2 separate regions of the Homo sapiens genome follow, and region 2 is linked to region 1. A link is an interaction called in ENCODE POLR2A ChIA-PET data of the cell type or tissue named here. Cell type or tissue: B cell. All regions are shown on one strand. Each heading gives the region's core, and the rest is flanking DNA. Links, peaks and the distances in the headings are about the cores only. Region 1 has its middle 12 kb from the start of IL10RA. Region 2 overlaps TMPRSS13 (transmembrane serine protease 13).

What was found. ChIA-PET counts read pairs that join two places held together with the same protein. Peaks named below come from ENCODE experiments on the same cell type or tissue, not always from the same donor. Only the 100,000 strongest peaks of a DNase experiment are listed, where the experiment ranks them.
Region 2: POLR2A ChIA-PET joins it to region 1 with 10 read pairs; 5 of 35 experiments call an interaction of 5 or more read pairs at or near these places.

Annotation. Positions count from the first base shown.
Region 1 is chr11:117,969,691-117,979,013 of GRCh38, reverse strand. No RefSeq gene overlaps it. Among named protein-coding and RNA genes, the nearest start is that of IL10RA, 12 kb to the left of the region's middle. RefSeq lists an enhancer at 1,516-1,685 and a silencer at 5,782-6,196. In B cell, for the core only: no CTCF peak of the experiment used is centred there; a DNase peak (open chromatin) is centred at 8,150.
Region 2 is chr11:117,902,137-117,911,459 of GRCh38, reverse strand. TMPRSS13 (transmembrane serine protease 13) reads left to right here. Exons shown (of 13, transcript NM_001077263.3): 7 at 710-753; 8 at 1,492-1,654; 9 at 2,676-2,848; 10 at 5,724-5,822; 11 at 7,359-7,501; 12 at 7,653-7,805; 13 at 9,195-9,323. The coding sequence ends at 9,221. Among named protein-coding and RNA genes, the nearest start is that of TMPRSS13, 23 kb to the left of the region's middle. RefSeq lists an enhancer at 3,646-4,146. In B cell, for the core only: no CTCF peak of the experiment used is centred there; DNase peaks (open chromatin) are centred at 4,059 and 6,713.

The DNA of each region.
Region 1 (9,323 bases), core at 675-8,674:
TTGCTCTCGGCACCTCCCCTGCCTGGGCTCCCACTTTGGCGGCATTTGAGGAGCCCTTCAGCCCCCCCACTGCACTGTGGGAGCCCCTTTCTGGGTTGGCCAAGGCTGGAGCCCACTCCCTCAGCTTGCAGGGAGGTGTGGAGGGAGAGGCTCCAGCGGCAACCGGGGCTGCGTGCGGCGCTTGCGGGCCAGCTGGAGTTCCGGGTGGGCGTGGGCTTGGCGGGCCCCGCACTCGGAACAGCCAGCCAGCCCTGCTGGCCCCGGGCAATGAGGGACTTAGCACCCGGGCCAGTGGCTGCGGAGGGTGTACTGGGTCCCCCAGCAGTGCCGGCCCACCGGCGCTGTGCTCGATTTCTTGCCGGGCCTTAGCTGCCTTCCCGCGGGGCAGGGCTCGGGACCTGCAGCCCGCCATGCCTGAGCCACCCACCCACTCCATGGGCTCCTCTGAGGCCCGAGCCTCCCCGTGGAGCACCACCCCCTGCTCCAAGGCGCCCAGTCCCATCGACCACCCAAGGGCTGAGGAATGCGAGCGCACGGCGCAGGACTGGCAGGCAGCTCCACCTGAAGCCCCGGTGCGGGATCCATTAGGTGAAGCCAGCTGGGCTCCTGAGTCTGGTGGGGACGCGGAGAGTCTTTATGTTTAGCTCAAGGTTTGTAAACACACCAATCAGCACCCCTGTGTTTAGCTCAAGGTTTGTGAGTGCACCAATCGACACTCTGTATCTAGCTGCTCTGGTGGGGCCTTGGAGAACCTTTGTGTCCATACTCTGTATCTAACTAATCTGATGGGGACGTGAAGAACATTTGTATCTAGCTCAGGGATTGTAAATTTACCAATCAGCACCCTGTCAAAACAGGCCACTTGGCTCTACCCATCAGCAGGATGTGGGTGGGGCCAGATAAGAGAATAAAAGCAGGCTGCCCGAGCCAGCGTTGGCAACCCGCTCGGGTCCCCTTCCACCCTGTGGAAGCTTTGTTCTTTCGCTCTTTGCAATAAGTCTTGCTACTGCTGACTCTTTGGGTCCGCGCTGCTTTTATGAGCTGTAACACCGCGAAGATCTGCAGCTTCACTCCTGAGCCCAGTGAGACCACAAGCCCACCAGGAGGAACGAACAACTCCAGATGCGCTGCCTTAAGAGCTGTAACACTCTCCGCAAAGCTCTGCAGCTTCACTCCTGAGCCAGCGAGACCACGAACCCATCAGAAGGAAGAAACTCCGAACACATCTGAGCATCAAAAGGGACAGACTCCAGACGCGCCACCTTAAAAGCTGTAACACTCACCGCGAGGGTCCGCAGCTTCATTCTTGAAGTCAGTGAGACCAAGAACCCACCAATTCCGGACACAAGAGGGAGTGAGGTCTGTAGAAACATTCAGCAAAAAGCACGCTGACTAGAGGGATCTAGCCCCTTTCTTTCATGGCCTGGATGTGTTTGGCCTCACTCTGGGTTGTATGTTGTGCTGAGGCCCACCACACCATCTTGGGACAACTGGGCCTTTGGTTGTACTTGGGACACCTCCCTCCCCCAGAATTATTTTAAGAAAATCACCTCGTCAGGAAGGCTGTGGACCTGGTCCATGAACTTAGTCCATTGTCATTGCTTTGTGAACTTGGGATGCAAGAAGTGAAGAACAGAACATTGACAGAAATATCTCGTGTCATTTCAAGACACAGTCGTGTCTTCCTTCTGCAGCCCAGATGGCCTTGACTTCTCCAGTTTTTAAGGGTGTCATTTCCCCTTAATTCTAAAATAACAACAGTTTGAACTCCCATCCCACAAATGCAGGAAGTCCATCTGCTCTTGGGTTTCCAATCCCAGAGCCATCCTAGAGGGCTTGCACCTCACCTCTGAGCGTCTCACGGTGGTGGCCTCTGAGCTGCAGCTGTTTGTTTGAAGTACGGACACAGGCCCAGCATCTTTGAAAAAATGCTATTGGAAGCTCTCAAATAACAAAAGTACCAAAGAGATAGTCTGTTACAACTGCTCAAAGCAGTAGTTTCAGAGCACCCACCAGTTCAGCTGCATTTTGCAAACCCTCCTTAAGCTTCTGGCAATGTTGGTGGCAGGGAGAGGCCAGTGAACTTCTTGCCTTTGGAAGTCTCTAGGCCTCTCTGAACACCCTCCTTGCCCATAAAGAGAGCAGAGGCCTTCCTCTTCCTGCCCAAAGACCACCTTGTTTTGTTTTGTTTTTAACTTTTTGCCTCAAGATGATTCACAGCAAGAACATCAATATCTTTCAAGAGAAATTCCTAGACCTATCCTGAAGGTACAACCTGGCTCCAATGGCTCACATAGGGCTAGTTGCCTTAAGCCTGCCTTGGCCTTAAATAACCCTGCAGGTGGGCCAGCAGCCGTGTGGCCCAGATAATGACAAATCAGGCCCAATCCAGGGCCTTACCTCGGTCATTCCTGCCCGGAAGGGAAGAGACTTGGTCTGCCTGCTCTTCCTGCGGTTGTCTGGGCTCCTGCCCTGCAGTGAACAATGACTGGACAAAGGATAATGATTTTCAGCCATGGGACAGCCTAAATTGAGACTTTGGGAAACAAATTCTGTAATTCCTCAGGGGCATGGTTCTGCTAAGGAGATACTCCACTGACATTGCTAAATGAAACCAGTAACACTTCAGTCTGAGGACTCTGTCTCGGACCCATCACAGATGTCTAGGATGTCTTCCAGAACAATGGGTATGCATGTACTTTATATTGACAAGACTAAGAAGGTTCACCCAATACAGGGAGACTCCCATGTGAAGACAAATCCTAATCACTCCTCTGTCATGCAGAAATGTCTTGTAAATCCTTGAATTACAGCTCCTTTGCTTCAAGGATTTAAAGCTCTATATTCTCCCCTGTCTCTGGCAGCAGCCCGAGTGCTCAATGGGAAGACCTAAGCCTGAGGTTCAAGCCCCAGGTCTGTCAGTTGCCATCCGTGACTTTGGGTAAGTCATGAATTCCCCAGGTCTCGGATTTCTTAGCTAAAAAACGAGGATAATACCACTTCTTCCAACCTGTCAGGGTTGTTGAGAGGATGAATGCAAGCAAACATTTGTTAAGTACACTTGCCTAGGCATGGTAGGATCCAAAAATTAGTAAGACACTGGCCTTATCAGACTCATGCGCTTTTAGGGTGTTTAGACTTCAATAGGTAACTTCATTATGATATGAGAAGAAACAGCTTAGATCTAAAGTGTTCTGTAAACTCTAAAGTGTTATATACTTGTGGATATTAGTACTGCTGTCATTTTTCCTATAAATTGGGTTTCCTTTCTGTTCACTGCTGGGCCAAACATGTCTTGAGCAGCTCACAGTGGGAAGCCTCTTCTCCCTGTCCCCCAGGCTCCAGGGGGTCTCCCTGCCCCCCATGGAACCCTAGAATCCTTTCAGGGGGCTCCTGTCATCTACCTACATGTTTCCATTCCACCACTCTTCCCAGGACACACTGGAAGTACAGTCTTTCCTCTTTCACATAATTAATGACAAATGTAAGAAATGGTGGGCTGGGCGTGGTGGCTCACGCCTGTAACCCCAGCACTTTGGGAGACCGAGGCAGGCAAATCACGAGGTCAGGAGATGGAGACCATCCTGGCTAATATAGTGAAATCCCATCTCTACCAAAAATACAAAAAAAAATAATTAGCTAGGCGTGGTGGCGTGCACCTGTAGTCTCAGCTATTTGGGAGGCTGAGGCAGGAGAATGGCGTGAACCCGGGAGGCGGAGCTTGCAGTGAGCTGAGATCGCGCCACTGCACTCCAGCCTGGGCGACAGAGCGAGACTCTCTGTCTCAAAAAAAAAAAAAAAAAAAATAGAAATGGTGGCCAGGTGCCTGGCTCACGCCTGTAATCCCAGCACTTTGGGAGGCTGAGGCAGGTGGAGCACGAGGTCAGGAGATCAAGACCATCCTGGCTAACACAATGAAACCCCGTCTCTACTAAAAATACAAAAAATTAGCCGGGCGTGGTGGTGGGCACCTGTAGTCCCAGTTATTCGGGAGGCTGAGGAAGGAGAATGGTGTGAACCCGGGAGGCAGAGCTTGCAGTGAGCGGAGATCGCTCCACTGCACTCCAGCCTGGGTGACAGAGCGAGACTCCGTCTCAAAAAAAAAAAAAAGAAAAGAAAAGAAATGGTAACTGGAGGCCAGCCAGGGATGACAAATGGTGAGCATGTACAAGTGCCCAGCAGAGGATGTGTGGGAGTGGGGCATGAAAAGAGAAGCTCTGCAGTCCTAAGGAGTTGTGAAGTTTTATAATTTATAAGAAAACGAAAGTCAGAGAGGAAGAGCTATCTCAAGAGCATAGCGGGTTCATACCTCGCCCCCACATTCATTCTGTGGCGATCTGACCTTTTGGGACAGAAGAACAAGACAGGTGATGTTCTTCTCACCTCCTTTTCCAAACTCTTTTAAACAGGCCAACATTTGGGTGATATTGGTGGGGGAGGTCCTGCTGGTATCTCTGATAGTCCGCAGCCAACCCCCTTTCTGTCTTCACTAACCTGTCCCTCTGTCCTACCCCAGCCTCTCTTTTCAGGACACCCCAAAATTCCAGTGGAAAATTACCAGGACCATGAAAAAAATTAGCATTTCTTCTGAGCATTCTTTGAGTTCTTGTATATGGTGAGGTCATCTTCACATTTTTAAAAATTTTAAACTAGCCAGGTGCGGTGGCTCACACCTGTGATCCCACTTTGGGAGGCCAAGGCGGGTGGATCATATGAGGTCAGGAGTTCAAGACCAGCCTGACCAACATCGTGAAACCCCGTATCTACTAATTACAAAAAAAAAAAAAATTAGCTGGGCATGGTGGCACATGCCTGTAATCGCAGCTACTTAAGAGGCTGAGGCAGGAGAATTGCTTGAACCCAGGAGGCGGAGATTGTAGTGAGCTGAGATTGCGCCATTGCACTCCAGCCTGGGCAACGAGTGAAACTCTGTCTCAAAAAAAATTTTTTTTAACTTTAATTAATAAATGTGTTCAAAACCCATACAAGTTATTTAAGTAAATACGTATTCAGAAATATACACAGTTTTGATCAACACTTGGTGCACAGTATGAAGTTTCAAAGAGGTGACTCATGTTTATTGTTGCACATTGTAGAAATAAATTCTCAGCCTAATGTTGGAAAGCTGAAGTAAATAGATGCTGAGATTCATGAAATTCTGGTAAGCAGTCACTACGTGTGTCTATACGTATACATTAACAGAAGGGTTTCCTTGTGATTACTGGGTGCTCACCCATCCACTGGTCCCAGGAGAGGCCTCCTGTCCACCCACAAAGCGAGATACTTATGGCGGTTGGTCACAGCCTCTTGCTATTACACCACTTTCTTAAGCCCCAGACTCAAGATTACTTCCCCCTCTCCACTCAATTCTTCTCCCTAGGCCAACTGTGGTCACCACATACTAAAGCATAAGTCAGTTGCACAGTTCTTCTGAGATCCCAATTTGGTGACAAAGTTCATAACTGCCACACCTTCTTCTTGGGTCAGTAGCTCAAATCTGCAAACATTCATTGAGTAGTCCCTGTGTCAGGCACTGTGCTAAGCACCTGGGGACAAAAACAGAAAGGATACTATGTTTGTCTTGGAGGATGTTTAGTTAGAAAGAGTGGGGGAAAGGAAATCTAAGGTTTATTGTTGTGCTGGGCAATTTGCTACTATGTACTTCCTCTGATTCTATGTGAGATAGGTCTTCTCTTCCCACTTTACAGAGGAGGAAACTGAGTCTTAGAAAGGTTATATGCTTTTCCCAAGGTAACTCCATAAGTGGTACAGCTGGCTTGTAAGCCCAGGTCTGACTCTAACTATTCCTGTTGACTGCTCCTGCCAGCCCCACGCACACCAGCCACAGACAAAAAGCAGTAAGTGGGACAATTCCAGCAGTAGGTCCAGTTGGAAGGCTGCCAGGGAAAGAACCAACTTTGGGGACTACTGGCAGGTGTTTGGGTGCTGCCAATTCCCCCTGTGGGAGGCTCACAGCCCAAGGCAGCCAGGGGTGGGGTCTGTGGGAATGAAAATTACTAGAAAGTGTAAGAAATGCCTTGACAGGGTTTGCATTTGGCACAGAGGATCTGCAGAAGACGTGGCTGGGCTGGTGGCTTCTGAAGCAGAGACTTTATCATCCCGCTCCCATCTGCTCACCCCAGCGCCTCCATCTTCCTGGAGAAATGCCCTCTGAGAGTGTTTATTCTTCAATAGCTGTTGATTTCCTGCCACATACCAGGCTTCATTCGAGGCAGACAAAGCAAACAAAACTCCTGCCACATGGAGTGTTCATTGCAGCAGGAGGAGACGGACACCAAGAGTCAATACATGAGAGAAATGTGTAGCATGTCAGACAGTGATACGCGCCACCGAGAACAATAAAGTAAGAAAGGGGTTTAGGGAGTAGGGAGGGAGGGCTGCCTTTTTGTTTTCCTTTTTTCCTTTTCCCTCCCCCACCTCCATTTTTTTTCCTTTTTTTCTTTAGGTTTTTATAGAGACAGGGTCTCCCTATGTTGCCCGAACTGGTCTTGAACTCCTGAGCTCAAGCGATCCACCTGCCTCAGCCTCCCAAAATGTTGAGATTACAGGCGTGAGCCACTGCGCCTGGCCTCCACCTCCATTTTAAATAGAGTGGGCAGCAGGCCTCCCCCAGTAGGTGACATTAGAATGAGGACCCAAGGGATGTGAGGAATGAACCGTGTGGATATCTGAACGAAGGGTGTTGTGGGCAAAGGGAACAGCAAGTGCCAGGCCTCCAGGTAAGGGCGTGCCCGGCCGGTGTGGGAGGGGTTGGCGCCCAGTGAGTGAGGCCCACCTAAGTGAGGGATGGCTCCTTCATGGGGCTCATGGCTACTGGCTGACAGACAGAGAGACAGACAGGGAACTCGAGAACTCTCAGCCTCCCCCACTTGTGGAGAACATTCCCTGGAGGAGAGTCGAGAGAGGCATGGACATAGGGCTCTTCTTCCTGCAGCTTCTGAGTAAATTATGATCCCCCTGCACACTCGGGCTTTAGCCCTCCTTACACTCACCCTCTCCTCTCTTTCTTCTTGATCCCCTTTTCTTTTTTCCTTTTAAAATTATTTCAGATTATTCTAGATTATTCCATCCCCCATAAATCTGACGTGCTTAGACACGGAGAAGGCAGGAGGGTTTTGGGGGTCAGGGTGAGGAGGGTTTTGGAGGTCAGGTGTATTTGTTTCCCAAGGCTATATCAAATTATCACACACTGGGTGGCTTAAGATGACGGAATGAATTCTCTCCTGGTTCTGGAGGGTCTGAAATCAGTTTCATTGGGCTGCAATCAAGGTACTGGCAGGGCTGGAATTTTCTAGGAAGGAATGTGTTCCTTGCCTCTTTTGGCTCCTGGTGGCTAGCCTTCGTGTGTGCGTGTGTGTGTGTGTGAGAGTGAAATCTTTCCCTGCCTCTTTTTTATACCAAAAATTTCTTAAGAGCTCCAATGCAATTGCATTTAGGGCTCACTTTGATCATCTAGGATAACCTCCCCATCTCAAGACCCAATATACAAAGACACTGTTCCCATATAAAGTAACACTCACAGGTTCAAGGGATTAGGTCTGGATATCTTTTGGGGGCCATTTTCATCCTACCACAGAGAGTGTTCCAGTTTCAACATTCATCTCTATATTCATTCAGTCATTCCCTATTCGACACAGGGTCACTGGCTATTTCCTCAGTGCAAGGCAGTGTGCAGGATGCTGGGAATACACGGTGAGCAAAGGAGAGCCCCCCAGGAGCTTGCGGTTTAGAAGGAGAGATGGATGTGAATCAAATAGTCACTCAAATAAAACGCAGAGTTGCGACTGTGGTAAGTGCCATGAGAGCCTGTATTTGGGGTTTTACCTGGTAAGGAGGCCAAGAAAGCTTCCAGGAGGAAGTACCCTTAAATCTGCATGAGTTGGGGTAACCTTCCCTTCAAAGAGGGAAGGAAGAGACTTCCAGGTGGAGGGGACAGATGGCAGAACGGAGGTATGGCTGGCTCTGGCAGGTTGTGCAGGGCTTGGGGTGGCCTGGGGTGGCGGGTGGGGTTTCAAAGATTGTGTGGAGACTATTGTGGTGTGCCTCCTCCCCACCCTCTACCCCAGTCCTCACCCTTGGCTACTGCTCTGTATCCAGGGCCTCTTCCTCCTATTCCTGACTCAGGCCCATCCCTCCACTTCCTGCTCAGTGTGGCTTGTGGTTTAATAAGGAAACTCCCCAGGCTCAGTGTTGGGGCAGACCGCTAAGCTTCAGTCAACAAAAACTTCTTATGAGCCTACCGTGTGGCACACATTGTGTTGGGAATGAGAAGGAATAGGATGAGGAAACAACATTATTCTGGTCCTTGGGGCAAGAGGCTGTATGGTGGAGGGGAAAACAGAGAGGGTTAAGTGCTGAATAGTCTGTTGACTTGGGTTGAATCTCACTTCTGCTACTTACTGGCTGTGTAATATTGGAAGAGTGACTTCACCTGTCTGTGCCTCAGTCAGCAAACATTTATCAGCTAATTCCAGTCAACAGACATTTAGTGTGCACCCACTGTGTGCTAGGCAGTGGGCCATATGCTGGCAACCCGCAGAGACATGTCTGAGTGGGAATAGAACTCTGAGGTTGGCTGTTTCCTTGCACAGGCCACCAGATGATTTCTGTATGGGGACCCCAGCCAGGCAAGCTCTCTAGGAGATGGCAGTCAGAGAGTGGGGACACAGTCCTGGGAGTGTGCAGCTATTTGGCCTTCTTTGTGCCTTCTCTTCCCCCCTTCTGCAGAATACTCAACACTGCTTATGGAGAACCTTCCTTGGTTAACACTAGACATTCTCATCTTCCTAAGTGCTCCAGCTTTGGGAAGAATGTGCTGTTTTGACCAACAGTTTCATGTGCATCTTTGTTGATCGGCCACTATTATTAGGTGCCTCTACTTGATGTTTTTTAATGGGAATGGCTCCAGTCTTTTCCACTGAGCCATTCCATATAAAGTCCAAGATGGAGTTGGACAGCATGTTCACTTACTGGACCATGCTTGGCAAATCACTTGACCTCTCTAAGCCTCCATTTCTATGATAAAGTGAGGGTATGAATCCCTGCCCTGCATCCTCCTAAGGCTTTTGTAAAAATCAAATGAGATTCTGCACCCAAGCTGTCTTTTCACCTCATTGTGGTGCCCAGCACAAAGCACTAGGGGTGGTAGTAAGGAGGGGTGAAAGCTTGAGCGTTAAATGGTTCATACTTGTGAAAATTGGCTGAGCCCCACCATACCTCATGGGTCCTTCTTTAAGGGTTGTTTTGTGGGCAGGTGGGTTAACCGTCCACAAATTGTTTGGTTTGGTTTTCTTTTCCAACCA
Region 2 (9,323 bases), core at 504-8,503, 67 kb after region 1:
GCTGCTGCAGGGAGTGGACCTGGATTGGTGGGGGAGAAGCACCACTGACACCCTGGCATGACACTTTGCACATGCCGCTCCTCTACTCGGCCCATTCTCTGCTCTCTCCACCAGTGCAGTTAGGGGACAGGGTAGACAGGCAGCAGTAGGGGACCGCCAGGTGCAGGCATCAGGGACAGGGAGGGCCACGTTGGAAGCATCAGAGGTTTGGGGTCTCTGCCAGCTAGCATTGTTTGCCCTACGGAGGGGAGAGAAGAAGCCAGGCTCCAAGAGAAGTAATGGTGAGGGAAGGGATGTGAATTTGCTGCAGCTGGATGCCAGCTCTGTGCTGCGTGGTTTCTGCATCTGCGTTGAGGAACTGTGTCAGAGGAGCACCAGACCACCTGTTTAGTTGTGAAAAGATGCTGCGACAATGAAGTCCTAAGTTCGAAGAACATGGATCTGGGCCAATGTCTGCAATGTGCCACAAGGAAACTAGTTGAGGGGATGAGAGTGGAGATGGTTTGCACTGAGCCACTCCGATTCTGGACAAAGCACTGGAAGGGACAATGTCACATGGGGAAAGGGGAAGCTCAGAATCTCCTGCTTCCTGTACAAAGGGTAGCTTCCTTGGAAACAGGATAGGAACTGAGCAGGAGTCAATCAGGAAGGCTTCCTGGAGGAGGTAGCTAATGTGCCCTTTTCCCACTTTCTGTGTCTCCCCCTGCAGGTCTGAATGCCCTTCCCAGCGGTATATCTCTCTCCAGTGTTCCCGTAAGATGTTCTTCTTCTTGGATTGTGGCCAGTGTCGTGTGGGAGTAAAGGGCAGAGGGGCAGCACTCCTCCAAGGGAGGTGTTTGGCACAGGGGTTCAAGTCAGGAACAGTGTCTTAGCCAGCAGGCCTGCTTCAGGGCTGGAGTCCCTGTAAGGCACCGGTACACCCAGGGTAACATTTCCCCTTCTCCTGACTCTGGTAGGGGCTCAGCCCAGCAACCTTTTATTCCAAGGAAGCTGTCTGAGTCTTCTGTGCATCAGGGGAAGTGTATTCTTCCTATGTTTAGAAACAATAGAGACCCTCATTATAATGCTTGTCAATTCAGGGTCACATTAGAACTGGTCTGCATTCCTGTGCACCTAATGGCAGTCCTGGGACTTACCATCATGACCCCAATGCCCAACACAGTGCCCAAAGCTTGGGACACTCCAAAAGGATTTGTCAAGTCAATGAAAGAATGAGTGAAGGAGAAGAAAGAGGAACCTGCCTGGGGTCAAACTTTCCGCGGAATGATCCCAGAAAGCCACCCCACCATGTGGTGGCTCTGCTCTCACAGAAACTGCTGTGTGTAGCAGATAAGGGAGCAAAGCCCGTCCATGGAAGGGTGGGTGCCCTTCAGGATGGGGCTGCCTGAGCCTGTCCTGGCCCTGGGAGCACAGCAGAGGCATCCTGATCAGGAGCTCGGAAAGAACCCTGGGAGAAACAGGGTTCACAGTACGTCTACTCCTTCCCTCCAGACTGCGGACTGAGGGCCATGACCGGGCGGATCGTGGGAGGGGCGCTGGCCTCGGATAGCAAGTGGCCTTGGCAAGTGAGTCTGCACTTCGGCACCACCCACATCTGTGGAGGCACGCTCATTGACGCCCAGTGGGTGCTCACTGCCGCCCACTGCTTCTTCGTGTAAGTGCCTGAGAGGCAGGTGATTTGACACTGCCCAGGGTCGGGAACCACCAGGAAGGGCTGGCTGCAGACTGACTTCTTCGTGGAGGAGGATTCTGGGTGTGAGTCCAGCCCCCATGGGCCAGTTGGCACTGGTGTAGCTTGGGTGTTCACCTGGTCCTGAGAGTGTGGGTCGGGGGTGTTTGTTCCGAGCTAGGCCCAAGGATGAGAAAGTCCCATTGACGGCCCCAAGGGGGAGAGAGGCAGGCAGGAAGAGGGACTGGGAGCCTGCCCCTGAAGAACAGGGTGAAATGAAAAAGGCGTTGGGTTTGTTGCTGCTTCCTGCAAATGGAACTCATAGCAGAGGAGCCCCTAGTTATCCCAGAAATTGAGGGTTAGGGATTGCAGGCAGGGCACTGTATCAGCTGCTAACGGTCACCAGCTGGTCTATTGTCTTTGGGGGCCCACAGCCCAGGCTGGTGGGCAGGAAAGAGCTCTGGGACCAGGCCTCAGGGGCACTGGCCTCCCTAGTAATGAGTTCAGTGTGTTACTTTGTCCTGTCTGAATTTGCTGAGGGTAATAATACTGAGATCTTATCAGTACAAGCCCTTGACCCTGTCTGGTGAGTGAATCTGTGTCCCCATCCCTAGTCCCAGCACCTTCTGCAGCCCTGTGACTTGTCAGCATCTGTCAGTTCATATCGAGGCCCCAGAGTTTCAGCATGGCAGAAGTCAAAGTCTCCTATTTGATCCTTGGTGACTTGCAGAGGAGATAGTGGGGGGGGAGTGCCACACAGAGGTCTTACTCATCCTTCCCTCTTTATTACTGTAAGGTGCAGAGCTGCAAGCTCATAATTTTTGAGGGGCTGTGGGGGATTGCTTTGGACTCCAGGGATAAGATAGAGGGTTCCCTCCAGAGGTCATTTTATCCATCCTCCTGCCTCCAAGCTGGTGCTCTGACTGTGGCTCCCTGTAGGTAGCAGGGGCTGCCAGTGAACGCTGCCAGGCAGGTACTGGACCACGCTCCTTTGTGGCTCTTGCAGGACCCGGGAGAAGGTCCTGGAGGGCTGGAAGGTGTACGCGGGCACCAGCAACCTGCACCAGTTGCCTGAGGCAGCCTCCATTGCCGAGATCATCATCAACAGCAATTACACCGATGAGGAGGACGACTATGACATCGCCCTCATGCGGCTGTCCAAGCCCCTGACCCTGTCCGGTGAGGGAATCTGCACTCCCCGCTCTCCTGCCCCCCAGCCCCAGCACCCTCTGCAGCCCTCGCACTTGTCAGCATCTGTCAACTCATATCCGGGCCCCAAAGCTTCTGCAGGGCAGAAGTCAAAGACTCTTAAAGATCCTTACATGGAACACTTCTGTTTTATAATTAGGGAAACTGAAGCCCAAGGGTTATAAATAAGTTTGCTCCAAATGACACATCTCACATTACAAATTGATGACGGAGTCAGGGCTTGGGTACTGATCTTAATCAATAGATTGAATTCTTTCACTGGTATTAACTGAGCACCTAGGGGCCAAACGCTATGGTAGGCATTTCACACATATGATTTCATTTACTCTTCACAACCAACCCTGTGGAGCAGGCACTATTATTAACTTCATTTGACATATGAGGAAATGGAGCTTTACAGAGAGATAATTACCTGAGGCCACAAGTAATAGGTGGTAGCTCTGGGATTGGAACCAGGTCGATCTGATTCCCAAGCAGTGCTCTCCCCACCTGGCTCTAGACTGGCAAATTGCTTACCCTGCAGTCGAGAACTTAAGCTGAGTACACATTCAAACAACTAATTGCTACAACGTTGTTGCTAAGGACCAAAGGAGGCTACACAAAGGAAATGCTGCAGAGGTTCTCAGAAGATCACTGTGGACAGGGGACGTCAAAGAAGACTTCATTCATTCATTCATTCATTCACTCATCATTCATCCATTCACTCATTTGTTCACTTATCAAATACTATATGGCCAGCCCTATAGTACAGTTGCAAATAGAAATAAAATACACCAAGACGACCAGTAGAGGCCAATTATACGATGTTTTCGGGGAGCAGGGAGCTATGGTGGCATAGGCGGGAGCAACTAATCATCCTGGCAGGCTAGGGGAAGCTCAGCAGAGGAAGGATAGCCAAGGTGGGTCCCGAAAAGATTGGAGAAGACAGGTAATGGGGGCTCAGGGAGGACCCTGAAGAATGGAGCCAGAGCCCTCTGGCATAAGCATCTGTAAAGGTGGGAGAGGGAGGAGGAGTACCGGGATTTCTGGAAGCCTCGGAGGACTCTCTGGTTAGTCCAGCCATTCTCGTGCTCTGAGCCTGTGAGCTGGTGTTTCCTCGCACATTAATTATGGAGGCGGTGTCTATCATGAGTCAGAGCAGTTAGATCATCAGAGTGGGGTGAGGAGGAGGATCCCTGGGTAGAGCTCGGTTGGGCAGCGCTAGCCCAGAACCACGCCCACGCAGCGTCACACCCACTCGTAGCCACGCCCCGACACGACACGACACGCCCACCAGCCTTTCTGAAACTCCATCCTTGTCTGTGGAGTCCAGGGCTGAGGTGAGGGATGCCCGCTACCTCCTGCCCTGCCGCTCAGCACACAAGAAGGGCACAGACTGCAGGACCAGAGCAGGCCTTCTCACCTTGTCAAACCCAGGCTGTATTTGGCTAAACATCCAAATCTTACCTCCCACCCACCCTCCACCCCTTAATATTATTTGGAATTCCAAAACTAAATAATTTCTAAAAGCGAATGAAAGCTATTCTCACATTGCGTATGCTTTTCAAACGTAATAGTCTCCCTCCAGGCTCCAATAGGCTTTTGGGCAGGAAGCAGACCCTTAGTCTGAGAATCACAGCTCAGATGTATGTAGTCCTGTGGCCAGAACATGTGCCCTGATTTTTGGTTTAGAAATCAGGACTGATTTTCTTAAACTCATTTGGCAGGTGGAGCACTAGAAGTCACAGTACTTTTGCTTGTGAAAGTTCACTGGTAAATTTAATTCCCCCATAAAAAACAGTGAAATATCTAACGATGGATCATGTAACAGTGTTACATGTTTTTAAAACTTTACATCTCAAAAAGGGGCATAGAAAAAAAATCCTATGCTGCATTTTTGTTAATAATGCATGCTATTCCTTCATCTATTTTTTGTTTACTCTCTAGCAGACAAAAGTGAGGTAGACACCAATGTTTAAAGCCTAATTCCAATTTATGGGAGAAGAATTTAAAATCATCCTTCCCATCTACGCTTCCTGCCTTGTCTCTATCTTTTTAAACATTTATTGAGCACTTAATATGTGACAGGCATTATCTTAGGTGCAGAATACTGCAGTGAATATAACAAAGGGTTGAGAATACTGCAAACATTCTATTAACTAATATTTTCCTCCTGCAAACTCAGATGTGTTGGTCAATGCCCTGGTCCCCCTAGGGACACCAGTCCTCAGAGCTTATGAAGTGATATATAACAGTGACTTCTAAATATAATATTTCTGAATGTGGGATCAAGTTAGCAGGAATTCTGTGGTCTGTGTCTCTAGGAATGTGTTTCCTGTTTGGAGAGATTTCTTACCTTGTGCTGGGAAAACATTTAAAAGGAGAGCCACAGGCTCTGGACAACCAGTGGGTACCCTCGCCAGACCAGGCTGGACATACCGCTGAGATGCCATGGTCATAATATCTGGGTCTTAGCCTGCTGCTGTTCCTTGTTCTAATGGAAAGACATGGAAGAGGCTCCACCAGGAGAGACCCTCTCAGTAGGGAGAGACCCTCAGCTGCCCAGTATCGGCTTGTACAAGGGAGCTTCCAAGGCTTACGCATCTGACCACAGGGCAACCACTGAAATCAGAACGGCTTTGAGGACTCTGGTAGCCCCCAAATGCTGGTGGGTTATGATAAAGTGATCGAGTTTCATGTCTGGTCAGTCCAAGGCTCTGGAGGATTCAGATCCAGGACTCTAGAGTCAAGGATTAATGTTCTAGGAGACCCCTCCTTGCCCCCAGAGTGGTTGTGCTCCTTCTCCCTCCCCCTACTGAAAGTCTCAGCCTTGTTCCTTCACTGACGTCTGGAGGTCTTGTTGCAGCTCACATCCACCCTGCTTGCCTCCCCATGCATGGACAGACCTTTAGCCTCAATGAGACCTGCTGGATCACAGGCTTTGGCAAGACCAGGGAGACAGATGGTAAGAGGCAAAGATGCTTGGTTGTGTGTATGTATTCATGTGCATGTGTGTGTATACATGTGCGTGTGTAAGCAATGTGTCTGGGTATACAGATGAAGGCCTATGTCGATGAGCGTTTGGGTATACGGATTCATGGGCCTGGGTGTGATTATGTGTGTATAGACACCTGAGTATATGCCGGTGCAGTCACTGTGACAATGCCCTCCAATCAAGACCACCTGGAAAACTGCTGTGGTTGAACTAGTTGAGTTCATTGCTCATTGCAATGAGAGAGAGAACACACCATGAAGAACCATGGAGCATCTCAGCAAGAGGGTGTCAGAGAGGGAATGCTCGTAGGATTTAGGTGGCTTGGGGAGGGTTCAAAGACGCAGGACTTTTCTCTAAATTGTGGTGTCAGGAAGCAGGGGTTATGATTGGGAACCTTAATAATCTTATCTAGAGGCCGGGCACCGTAGCTTACACCTGTAGTCCCAGCACTTTGGGAGGCCAAGGTGGGAGAATCTCTTGAGCCCAGGAGTTCAAGACCAGCCTGGGCATCATGGCAAAACCCCATCTCTACAAAAAATAGAAAAATTAGCTGGGCATGGTGATGTGTGCCTGTAGTCCCAGCTATGAGAGGGGCTGAGGCAGGAGGATCACTTGATCCCAGGGAGGTTGAGGCTACAGTGAGCCATGATCATGCCACTGCACTCTAGCCTGGGTGACAGAGTGAAACCCGTCTCAATTAAGAATATATATATATATATATATATATATATATATATATATATATAATCTTATCTAGGAGCTCTAAGTGGTAAGGAAGCAGCAGTCACTCATATTGGCCAGGAGAGGGGGATGTCTGGTACTGTTGTGGTTTGCACAGTGACCTTGTTTTTGTCTGGCCTTAAACAAGATGATGAAGTGGTCTTGTTTTCATGTCATCCCAATCACAGAGTGCCTTGTCCTGTGAGATTGCTTACTTTGAGCAGGATGACCCCATGGTTAGACTCAGGCCACTTCCATGCATCAGGACCGCTTTTCCCTCCCTCCGTGAGGCAGAGCAATGACTGATGTGGGTGCAGCCTACTTCTCCTCTTGTCTCCATACCTGACTAGCTGTGTGACTGTGGGCAGGTCACTTCTCCAGCACCAGGCCTCCCCACCGGTAAATGGATTAATGCCACCTGCTCTCTTTAGGGCACATAGCTTCCAAAAACAAACAAAGCCATGTATCTGAGGGTGCTTTGAACGTAGGCAAGTGCTGTGCAACATGTCGGGTAGCCTGATAGGCTTGTGAGTGTGTCTGTGTGCATGGATGTCTCTGTCTCACGTGCAGTGAGCTGTGTCTTGTGTGAGGGCGTGTGTGCCCATATGTCCTGGGTGTCCAACCACAGAGGGCCTCCCTTGGGTGGGAGCCAGGCACGGGCATGGCACCCTCCATTCCCAGGAGGCTGTGATTCTGGGTCTTGGGGTGGCAGCTGGACGGCCAGGAAGCTATCTAGAATCTCACTGGCTTCCCATCCTCTGTCTCCTCCACCCCACTTCACTGAAGACAAGACATCCCCCTTCCTCCGGGAGGTGCAGGTCAATCTCATCGACTTCAAGAAATGCAATGACTACTTGGTCTATGACAGTTACCTTACCCCAAGGATGATGTGTGCTGGGGACCTTCGTGGGGGCAGAGACTCCTGCCAGGTGAGGGTACCTGTGGGTGGGGCTCAGGTCCCAGCACCCTGGGGATGGGGGAGGCAGGGGTGTTGGGGCTGATGTGGGAATTGGGACCCCACCCTTTCCCGCTCATGGACCACCTGTCCCATCCTGCGAATGTGCCCCCTCTCCCCTGCAGGGAGACAGCGGGGGGCCTCTTGTCTGTGAGCAGAACAACCGCTGGTACCTGGCAGGTGTCACCAGCTGGGGCACAGGCTGTGGCCAGAGAAACAAACCTGGTGTGTACACCAAAGTGACAGAAGTTCTTCCCTGGATTTACAGCAAGATGGAGGTAAGATCCCTGCAGCAGGACACTGCACCCAGCAGGCTGGGAACTTCCTCAGGTGGGGACCCTGGAGGAGCACCCAGGTTGTAGGCAGAGGTCCCCTCAGCGTCCCCATATTCGGGGGGTGTTCTGGACAGGGTCAAATGTGATGCCTGGGGTCAATCCCAGCTGTCTGTGTTTCTTTCCCTGCTTTTCTTCCCTCAGAACAGAGCTCAGCGGGTTGAAAAAGGGTGGACCTACAGGCCAGGCAGGCAGTTGCTGGGCAGATGTTCTCCCAGAAGTATTTTTTTGTGTAAGGTTGCAATGGACTTTGAAAACGTTTCAGTTTCTGCAGAGGATTTTGTGATAGTTTTTGTTATCAAGCATTTATGCATGGGAATCCGCTCTTCATGGCCTTTCCCAGCTCTGTTTGTTTTAGTCTTTTTGATTTTCTTTTTGTTGTTGTTGTTGTCTTTTTTTAAAAACACAAGTGACTCCATTTTAACTCTGACAACTTTCACAGCTGTCACCAGAATGCTCCCTGAGAACTACCATTCTTTCCCTTTCCCACTTAAAATATTTCATCAGAACCTCACTACTATCATAAAAGAGTATAAAGTAATAAAATAATAAAAAGTTATTTTATGTTTTTTGACTTGCTTTAACCTATATCCAACCTCAGAAGTCATTGCTCAGGTCAAACTGAACCACAGACCCTTCAGTGTGTGCCTTACCTTGCCCTTGGCCTTTGGAATACTTGATCCACCCTAGAGAGTCCCCTCTCCCACTTCCACCCTCTCATCTTCCATTTTTCTTACTGAAGAACTCTGACTAATCTATCAAAATCAGCCATTTACAATGCCTGGAATATCCTCGGTATTTACTATTTATTGTTATAAATTAAGGATGAATGAATAAACAAATAAATGAAAAGAATAAAAGGTGGGCCTCACCTCGGTGCCAGCCCCAGTGCCACTCTCCTCTCCCAGGGATGACCGAGATGTGAGTTCACACAGGCCGCTGGCAGTGGAGTGATGGGAGGCCTCCCTCCACGGCAGGAATTTCGGTGTCAGGAAACAGGGATCTGCCTGCAACTCTGCTGACCTAGTTGAGACCCTGCCTTCTCTGGGCCTTCAGCCTTTAGCTGTAAAGCAGGGGGTGCTCTGCCAGCCCTCCCCTTCTCTGCCTGGGGAACAGGGGAGGGCTCAGATAGGGGGAGCAGAAAAGGCTCCAGAAATCTAGTGCAGAGAGGCCCTCCAATCCTGCATCCATCCTTTCCCTTTGCTCTCCCTCCTTGGAGAGGCAGTGCTAGGTGACAGCGAGGCTAAATTATAGGTTCTGAACCCCAACCTTGGGCTTCTGTGCTCCTCGCCCACCTGGCCCACCCTCACCCTCTTCTCCCATTCTCTTCCTCAGAGCGAGGTGCGATTCAGAAAATCCTAACCAGCTGGCCTGCTGCTCTGCACAGCACCGGCTGCTGTGAAGACTCTGGCCATGGTGACTGGCCATGTGTGGCATCATCTGGGCTAATGGCCACCGGGCACC